Regions from separate parts of the Homo sapiens genome. Here region 2 is linked to region 1. Evidence: chromatin contacts called from ENCODE Hi-C or POLR2A ChIA-PET data. All regions are on one chromosome and are shown on one strand. Each heading gives the region's core, a stretch centred on a gene start or an enhancer-like site at or near the end of the contact. The rest is flanking DNA. Distances are from core to core; before and after follow the strand shown. Region 1 holds the start of ESRRG (estrogen related receptor gamma). Region 2 has its middle 410 kb from the start of ESRRG.

What was found. A loop is a pair of places that touch in the nucleus more often than their neighbours do. ChIA-PET counts read pairs that join two places held with the same protein, here RNA polymerase II (POLR2A).
Region 2: a loop to region 1 is called in a map with no recorded cell type, with 2.1 times the contacts of the local background. The contact joins the enhancer-like site here to the promoter of ESRRG in region 1. A Hi-C loop is called at or near these places in 1 of 37 single-sample maps with no recorded cell type. POLR2A ChIA-PET finds 5 or more read pairs at or near these places in 1 of 52 experiments (naive thymus-derived CD8-positive, alpha-beta T cell).

Annotation. Positions count from the first base shown.
Region 1 is chr1:216,721,274-216,725,974 of GRCh38, forward strand. It overlaps ESRRG (estrogen related receptor gamma), which reads right to left and starts at 2,156. Exons shown (of 7, transcript NM_001438.4): 1 at 1,971-2,156. The coding sequence starts at 2,026.
Region 2 is chr1:217,132,499-217,137,199 of GRCh38, forward strand. It overlaps a transcript of ESRRG not described here. Among named protein-coding and RNA genes, the nearest start is that of ESRRG, 410 kb to the left of the region's middle. RefSeq lists enhancers at 1,184-1,950, 3,499-4,210, 4,211-4,701 and a silencer at 2,109-2,403. Within about 2 kb of position 2,178, at least 3 of the 41 ENCODE cell types and tissues checked have a DNase peak (open chromatin) inside an H3K27ac peak, as active enhancers do.

The DNA of each region.
Region 1 (4,701 bases), core at 906-3,405:
TGTATAACTCTGGTTTCATTTCTGTGTATACACACACGTGATGGGGTTTAACCCGGTACAATTACTATGAATATTAATAGCATGTATAAATTCTGTGGTTTATTAATTGAGACAGAGAGGCAGATGCGTTGCTTAGCGTTAGATCTTTCTGTCTGTCCAGTGAACCACGTAACCATCAGAACTGCATCCAGACAATAAATCTGTATTTTTTAAAGATGACTTTTAATTGAGCCCAAAAGAAAGCTAGTTTGAATCTTGCGCCAAAGCCAAAAGGACATGTGCCTTGACTTCATTTAAATGCATCTGCTTTAAGAGGCTTATCTAAACGAATTATTCAAATTAGCTATAAGAAGTTAAATTCAAGGAAACTACTTCAAAAAGAAGCCTCTGGGGGATTTTTAAAGTTTGTTTTCTTTATTTATTTACAAGAGAAAGTTCAGAATCTGGGCGTGCTTGGATAAGACATTCTTCCTGACACGAAGACGTCTTAAACTCTCCAATTCTACAGCCCGAAGTACACTAACCTTCAAACTACACTTGAGCGGGCAGTCTTACCTTTGTTTATTTTTCATTTTTATTTTTACACATCTTAAGGTTGTTTCTTCCCTTGAGTGTTTCAAACTGATGCAAGCACAGCCTTATAATCTTTCAGTTCCTCCTAAATCCATCTCTTGGCTAATATTCCCTGTGTGAGCATGGATGTGGGTGGATGTGCATGTGTGAGCGTGCATACACACACACACTCACACTCACGCTCAAACATACAGGAGCAGCCACTGAGACTGCAAGTCACTTTTCATCTCTTACTTAATTACAAAGCAATGCAATATGCAGTCACTAAGGACAGCTAGTGGACATCTACCTATAATGCACTACCTCATCTTCTAGAGTTTGATATTTTCTTCACAATCTATAGAGAGAAATGTTTGCCAAGGGCACTCTTTTCAGAATTATAACAGTTGGTATTACTGTAATGTGAAAGCAAAGCAATATAACTGACTCAACAGAAAGGGAGATAAACCAGTGACAGCTCTCGTGATATACTAACATTTTATCTTAACAGTAGGTTGAAATTAAGTTTATCACCTACTCATTTACACAAAAATGCCTAACTTACTTCTCGTACCCCCTACTCACTCCCCCCCCTTTAGTAATCTAAATATATATTTCCATGTGCATAAAGATATCCATAAATACTAATTAAACTGCTTGTAAGAACGAAAGTACTTTTCTATATTTTCTGGACACAACAAACGAGACAAATCCACACTCTGAGCAGTATTTAAGGGGAAAATTTTAAAGTCACTACTGTTTCTTCTTTAGTTTTTTTTCCCCCCTTAAATATTTATAATGTGTGAAAATCTCATGTTACTTAATGGACTGATTTGTCAGTTAAGTGCTGACTTAACGCTAACCATGCAAATAACATTATTCTAGCTCAGAATTGCATAGGGCTAGCTTTTAAATTGTTCTCTGAAGGAGAATTAGTAAATGTGCAATTTTGCCTCTAACTCTGCGCGGTAAGAAATGACAAGGAGCTGAAAATATCTGTCAAACTGCAAATACATAAGAGGCCCTCAATAGTATAAATCATTTTGAATATTGTATTTTAAAACATCTTTCCTTGGGAAAATGGGTCCTAGTAAAAGATGCATTTTAACAGTTCACTAAGCATTTGTGCCAAGTGCCTATTCTTAGCACCTGAATAAGAAGTGACTGTCACACAGCTGTTTTACTGACAGTCACTGAGCTTTGCCTCAAAGGTAACATTGTAGTCAGAGAACAATTCTCGACTTACTGAATTAGGAGATCACCCTCAACACAAAAGACACAAGACAGACACAAACAAGCAGTCGTGCACACAAAATACCCAGGGCATTACCTGAATCAGTGTGTAAAGATATAGTCTGTCCGCCCCCACCCCCGCACCCCCACGACGAGTTTAAAAAGGAAAGAAAAAAGGTACCTACTCTTCCTCGTAGTGCAGGGAAAAAGATTCAGGAAGGCAAAGTTCTACCGAATCCATGTGCGACCGGCAACCATTATTTGTGCACCCCAGCTATAAATCAAAGTTTCCTTGACAGAGCACAGTGCAATTAACACAAATGTTCTCCTAGTGACAAGCCTATAGGCACAGCCAGTTGGGACCAAAGCTCTCACACTCTCCTAATCAAGGACTTAAAGCCCCGATTGGAGCTTATTAATATGAAGTAGGGCTTTACATATGCAGTCCCACCGGCCCAGCCGCGCAGCCGATTGGGGGGCCTCTGCCCAATCAGGAGGGAGGCGACGGGAGGCTGCACGGAGCGAGAGGAGCCAGGCAGGTAGGCAGGGTGCAGAGAGCCGAAGGGGGCTGGAAACTGAGAGTGGGCAGAGAAAAAGGGAGCGGAGAAGGGAGCGATTGAAACGCTCCCAATACACACTCTCGGGTTTGATTTTTTTTCCTCCCTTCTCTCTCTTTCTTTTTTTTTTCTTCTGGGAAGCTACAAAAGAAACATAACTAACTTAACTCTCTAAGCACTGGAGGGATTTGCCTTTGATTTCTAACCTAAGATCTCTTTTGCCTTGAAAAGGAGAACTCACGCAGACTCTCAGTTAATTTGGGAAAGGATTCTGCGGAAGGTAGAGAATTAAGTTTGTCCTGCCGTTGTCTGTGTTTTTATTACACCGGGGGCCGCGGCTTATTTGGTGCTGTACTTTCTCATGTATTCCTAATCATGTCTTTTCCTGTTTTCCTGATGTATGCTGGGCATTAAAAATAATAATAATAAAGGCATTCTTCTAAATTGTTTGAGCATGTGAACTGGGATCGTCATCTCTGAGGTGGAATGCAGTTTTACACAACTACAGAAGAGGAGATAGTGACAATACAATTTGAAAGAATGCCTAAGTAAATTATATGTGTAAACCTTTCTATACCTGCGACTGTCTCTTTACATATAGATACAACGCATAGCTTTTCAAAACAACGGTAAACAGCCGCAGGACAAATTGGCTTCTTCAGTTTTAGGGGTGGGGAGTCTGAGGGCTGTGGGGGTAAATAGCGAATTAAATCTCTCTCGATGCATTTTGACAAAATAAAGACAGCATTTTTTTTTTTTTTTGTAGGGAGAGCATTACTAAACAGTGCACTAAAAGTATTCTTAATTATATGTATATATTTCAATACAAGCTTCCAAACTAGGAGGCATATAATTTTATATATGATTTTACCCAAAACATCCTGCTTTCAAATAAAACACAGTGTACACATTTGTTTCTATACATAAGGCACCCTATATGCTTTAAAAAAATCAACCCAGAAACATTTTATAAACCATCACACAGTCTGGTCACTATAAGAACTAGTTTCAAACAGATAATAATTTACAAAACTAAGAATTCTCAATCAAAAGTGTTCAAAAAAATAAAAATAAAAGGAGGATATAAGAGGACAAGTGTGTTTTTTCCTCCTTCAATTGTGTACACCGTGTCTTTAATTTCCATATAACAAAGAGTTTGCTTAGGTCCTATTTTAATCTACAGGATTTTTTTATACTAGCAAATGTACATTGGAATAGATACCAGCTATTTATGGCAAAGAGATAACTGCTACCTTATGGAGAGTGAAAAACCCACAATTTTGATATAATTCAGCTCTACTGCTTATCAACCTTTTACATCTTAAGTCCTACATGATAGAAATAGTATAATCTTTGAGATCAAAATAAATTAGTTCAGATATTCATCGTATGTTAAATTCACTAAATTAGGACTCAACTCCCTTAACCCTCTCAAATTTTCTAGGTCTTTAAAAAACCAAAACACTAAAATAGAGCAGCCACATTAAAATTCAGAATATAAAAATGACAGACATGATTTGGTCCCCCCACAGAAGAAAGCAATTTCACTGCCTTGTATTTAGCTATATCTAAGATATAGGCCTAATTCCTTTTATTTGTGTTCTAAATGCATACAAAGTTTCTAGATCAGAACTCACATAGCAAAAACTGTGCCTCAGAATACTGTATAAAAGCAGGTAGTAAAAGCTTAATTACCAGTAGCATTATGCTGTCTATATTGTTAAATGTGAACTCTGCAATTAAGATGTAAATTTGGTTGTGAGCAGTGAATTAAAAGAGCTTTGAGATGTAGAAGAAAATCCAAGCATTCTGCAGACACTGAGAGAAAAAAAAAATTGTCTATTCAATCTAAAATAAGACACGTAATCATTTTACAATTAAAAAATAAATAAAACAGGCATTTTGCAAAAGAAACATGATTTTTCTAAAATACACTCAAAGAAATATGGAAGCTAATACTGCATTACAAAGACAGAAAAACATCCTTTGATTCATATGATTACTATCGTGATTTCTGAATAAACTAAAATTCTCAGGGTAATTAATAGATTCAATTGCACATACTTTAAAAAAGATACACACACACACAAAAAAGAAAGAAACTTTCCTTCTTGGTTTGGCTATGGATATTTCTTTAAAAAATATAAATTATTTAATGTACTCAATGCATCTTAATGTACTCAAAGAATGCATTCCGATTTTGCACCGGTGCAGAATCCTGTACTGTGTTCAGTTTCTTTACATTATGCTGTGACAGAACCTCTTTATTACTCCTTTGAAATGGCTTTTTAAAGACAAGATTTGTAGTGTATTTACCGGTGGATCTCAAGTCACCAAATGTCGTACAAGTGATCTTTAA
Region 2 (4,701 bases), core at 928-3,427, 410 kb after region 1:
AGCTGATTATCGCATCCCTGGCAACTTAGCAGCCAGTGGCACCACGAAAAACACAATTTAGGAACTGTCAAGAGATTATGCTCTGATTATTGGTAAAATGGTGGCTGCCACTTATAACCATGATCTAAGGTCGGTCGTCTAAGAAAAGCAGGGCCTGTATGCAGATGGGCACAGGTACCCACTTCTGTCCAATTCCACGTGCATGGACACTCTCTTGTTGCTTCTTCTTGGGGGTTACAGGTGCATGGTTACCCCGTCCTTGCCTCGTTTTGGGGGTTACAGGTCACAGATCTGAAGTATTTCTAAGAGGACAATTCCTCTTTCTGCCATTTTCCAGAGTTGCTTGAAAACGAGCTAATTTGGAGGAAATGAAATTTCTTCTTTCTTCACTAACTGATTTGGAAACAAATGGGCCTCTCCGTTCTCTGTCACCACCTCCCTTCCATACCCCGAAAGTTTCTTGTCTAGTTTTGTCTACATGGTGGAAATGTCATCTTTACTCGCAAGGAGAAAGAGAACTTGGGGTCCTTCCTATCTAGAGCCCCAGACTGTGAGGAAAGACCCAGGGCTCTAGAGGTCAGGCCACAGAGGCCTAGCGCGGGAAGGACAGGCCAGAAAGAAGCCTGCTGTTGGGAGAGCGAACTAGAAAGCTATGGCCAGCATTGCCGCATAGAGAGCTGAGCGAGTGAGTCTCACAGCCAGAGCAAGTCACTTTCCTAAGCGACGGAAGCTCCCGAATTTTAAGATCCCGTCAAAGGCGGGAAAAGCCCTAATGCTTCACAAAATTCTTGAAAGCGGAATGAATGATTTAGACTACAAACACTATGCTCCCACCGCTACCCAGGAGCCTGGCGCCTAGCGCCCCATCTTCAGGACCCAGAGTTTATGCTAAAGTAAAATTGCCGGAGGTACTGGGAGCCCACGCTCGGGCCTTCTCCAACTTTGGCCAATACTTGAGCGACGCGTGTCATAGAAACATTTTGGGGATGGGGTATCTAAATGTGTCTGAGGGTCCTTGGCTAACTAACTCCTTCACTCTTGAAAGTCCTGGGCTTTTCAAACTGAACAAGGTGGAAAGAAAGACAGCTAGCAATGGTGTTTTCCTTTTTTCTTTCTTTCTTTCTTTCTTTCTTTCTCTCTCTCTCTCTCTTTCTTTCTTTCTTTCTTTCTTTCTTTCTTTCTTTCTAACTGTGCTTTTACTTTGAGTCTTTTCCTTCTCTCTTTTCCTCAGTACTTCTGCCTTTCTTACTTTGACCTGTTCTCTCCTTTCCTTCCCTTCCCATTAGGGCCTAGGGCAAAGATCAACAGCTAAGATAAACCCTCAACCAAAGAGCTGAGCGCATTTACAGTTGGGGAATGGGGCTGAGAGATACTGAGACATCGCACCTCCAGCACCTGAATTCCAACATTTAGAGGTCAGAGCCACCGGTTTCTGCCTATGAAGATGTACTAAGTTTCGCATCTACCCATATCCCCGAATGTGGCCCAGAGTTAGTGGCAGAAACTTGTTTCTGCTTTTAACTTTGCAGTTGAGTTTTGGAAAGCGGTTTTGGGAGGGCCAGGTTGAGAATCTGGGCAGCTCCGGGCCAGATGCGGGCGCCCCGGGTCCTGTCTGAACCAGACTGCTGCTGCAATGTGAGCTCGGGAGGGAACTGGGGATGCGAGCTGGGAACAGACCGCGCTCCAGCCCCCATGGTTTGTGACGGGGAACTTCGGGCGCACACACCCTGGGGAGTAGGTCTCCTCCAAATGGCACCGACACAGACTGGCGCTGGATCTTCTCTCCCTGCTAATCTATCCGCAAAGACCGCCTGGGCACTTTTGGGGGAATGTGGCCAAAAGGGGACTCTAACTGCGACATCTACAGAGGAAGGAGAAACTGGTGGTGCCTAAGAAGTTGATCTCGATGCGCGCAGTGAGGGCACAGGGCCCTGCGCGCCAGAGAAGCGAAGCCAGCGGTCTCCACTTACTTGTTCTTAATTCCTCCCTACCCCCGCTCTGGCCTCTCATTTTCGGCCTCATGGATCCAAGACCCGAGGTTATTTTCAGTCACAACTTTCTCCACACCCCGTACCCCCAAAAGTGTACCTCAGCTCAGGCGGGAAAGGGCACTTTGACCCGCCGTGCGCGAGTTTCCAGCCAGCCGCTGCGCGCCTGAGAGAAAGAGCGCCTGGCTGCGGCTCCGAGCGCACAGCTCTTCCCCGCGTGTTTGGCGCGGCTACGTTTCTCTTGCTCCGGGCTGAGGCTCGAGGAACCTCGCCAGCCTGCTGTGGTCCCGTCCCCTTGACGTTTGATTTCTAAAACCGCATAGTCTGCGGCTCTGGCATTTAGAAAAAGAGGACAAGGTCAAGGCCTGTGGACCGACCGCCGCGATCCGCTTGCACCTTTGCTCTCACAGCAAGCGAGTCCTGGCCGCAGCCGCTGGAAAAAGGTGCCGCAGCGCCCAGTTTACCTGGAATTCAGGGACCTGACCCTGACTCTATTTCCGGCTAGTCCCAGCCTCTCCTTCCTCTCCTTTCCCCGCTTTCCGCCCAGGGCGGTTCTGAGATTTTGATTAAGAGAGATCTGTCCCCGCACCGCAGAGGGATGGTGCCAAATGGCCAGGCTTCCTGGGCACTGCGTCCTCATTCCCAGGTCAGAGCTACTGCGAAAGGAAAGGTCTCCATCTGGACGCACCTCGTCCCCTCCCCCAGCGCGCGGGGCAGCCCTCTAGGGCCAGCTCGGGCACGCGCTTTTCCCCCTCCTCACCCCCTGCTCCGCCCAGCCCCGTACAGTTTTATTCTTTATGAAACACACACGCCCACCCCGCCTCCCACGTAAAGGCCAGTCTTGACTCATTTTGCGCCCAGATGCAAACTCAGCTGGAAGTTGAGGGTAGGGCCAAAGAGGTGAGGGGAGGGTAAGAGATACAGCGAAATAGAGAATGAGAAGGGAGAAATCAAAGGGGGAGGAGGGACAAGAGAAAGCGTGTGGAGCTGGAGGTTGAAGGGGCAGAGGCGGAGGCCAAGGACTGAGCAAGGGGCGCGCGCGCGGCGGCGGCGGCGGCGGTGTTGGCGGCGGCGGCGGCAGGGCGGCTGCACCTCCTCCCAGCCTTTTCGCCCGCGCGCGCGAAGCGGGGTCAGGCGCGGACCCACATTCACCGACTGCAGAACTGTTTTCTTTGCCACTACCAGAGGGTGTTTCGGGGCTCCCCACGGTCTTCTCCCTGGCTGCTTGCCGCGTGAGAGCAGAAATAAAACAAAACAAATCACGGGACACGACGGAGTCGGGCCGCTGGGCGCCTCCGGGATCGCTCTCACTTTGCACTCGGAAGCGGGCGCGGGGATTCGGGCTGCCGCGTGTAGCCTATAAATAGCAAACTTTTTGACCGAAGCAACTAACAAATAAGAGGAGCAGGCGTGCATTTTGCTCAAGATCCCCCCTTTTCTGGGGACGACCTTACTCCCACCCCCGCCCCCTTTGCAGTAGTTGTGAGGGGATAGATTGGGAGAGAGAGATGAAATTTAATTTTATTAGAATTTACAGTAGTGGTGTTAATTTTTGCGGAAGGGGGTAAGAATCTCGCCATTTATCTGACCTTCTCTACCCACCTACCTTTGCTACCCTTCTCCCCCACCCAACAACTGGCACTGGATGGGAAGGGCAAAGAGCGGAGCTCCCAGGGAGGGTGGCTGTTGAAGACAGGGGGCGGAGGGCGATCCGGAGCCGGGTTTCTCTCTGGGAGTACCGGAGTGAGTGGGAGGGAAAGGGAAAGCAACGCCAGGAGTTGGCGTTTTCCTGAGGTACTGGGACAGGAATTTAGGTAACCCAGAATTTTAGATGGAAGTGCGAAAGGTGAGTGCGGAAGGCACAAAGGAGTTCCTGCAGTGCAGATTTCCTTTCCCAGAAGCGACAATAACCCACTCAGCAACTTTACTTCAACCCTAGGCTCTGGCCTACCGGGAGGGCAAACGCGGGCACCCGGGTCACGTCATCGCTTGCTTGGGGGCGCCAGCTCTAGCGTAAGCCTGAGCTGCGAGATAGCTCCGTGGGGTTTTGCCATGGGGTCTTGCTTACTAATCACCCCGCACGCCCTCACCCCTGTCCCTGGACGCCCTTTTGCTGCACCCGCTCACATCTGCAGACCCAACGGATGGGATCTACTTGACTGAGATTCCTGAACACAACTTACTGCCCGCCCTTCCCCTTTCCTTTTGGCCAGGCCGGATTGTGGGTGGTGATTGGCTCAGTAGGATTTTCATTTTCATTCTAGGTGCTTCCTTAAAAATAAAGCCCCCCGAATATAACAGACACTCGCTCCATACACCAAACTTCCCAGTTCCTGAGGTTGCTACGCTAAATTTATCCTGAATGTCGCACAGAAACCAGGGTCAATAGGACGATCAGCACGGATGGGTGTGGGGATTGAGGAAATTGGAGATATTGCAGCTGACGCCAGGTACCGGGAGAGGAGAGTCCGCAGATGCAGGGACGTTGCTCTGCTCCTCTTTGGACGTTCTCTGCCTCAGTGTCAGGCCTGCGAAATGGGAGTCAAGCCCGTCCCGTGGGCCTAAAGCGACTAGTAGCTGGGGGGGAGGGAGCCGGAGGACAGTGGTGCTTTTTCTTTCCAGTGCCCCACCTCTGCCCAATGCCAGCAGCCAGTACACTACACAAGAGGTCAAACGCCTAACCTCTACTAGTACCCCAAAGGGCAAAAACCAA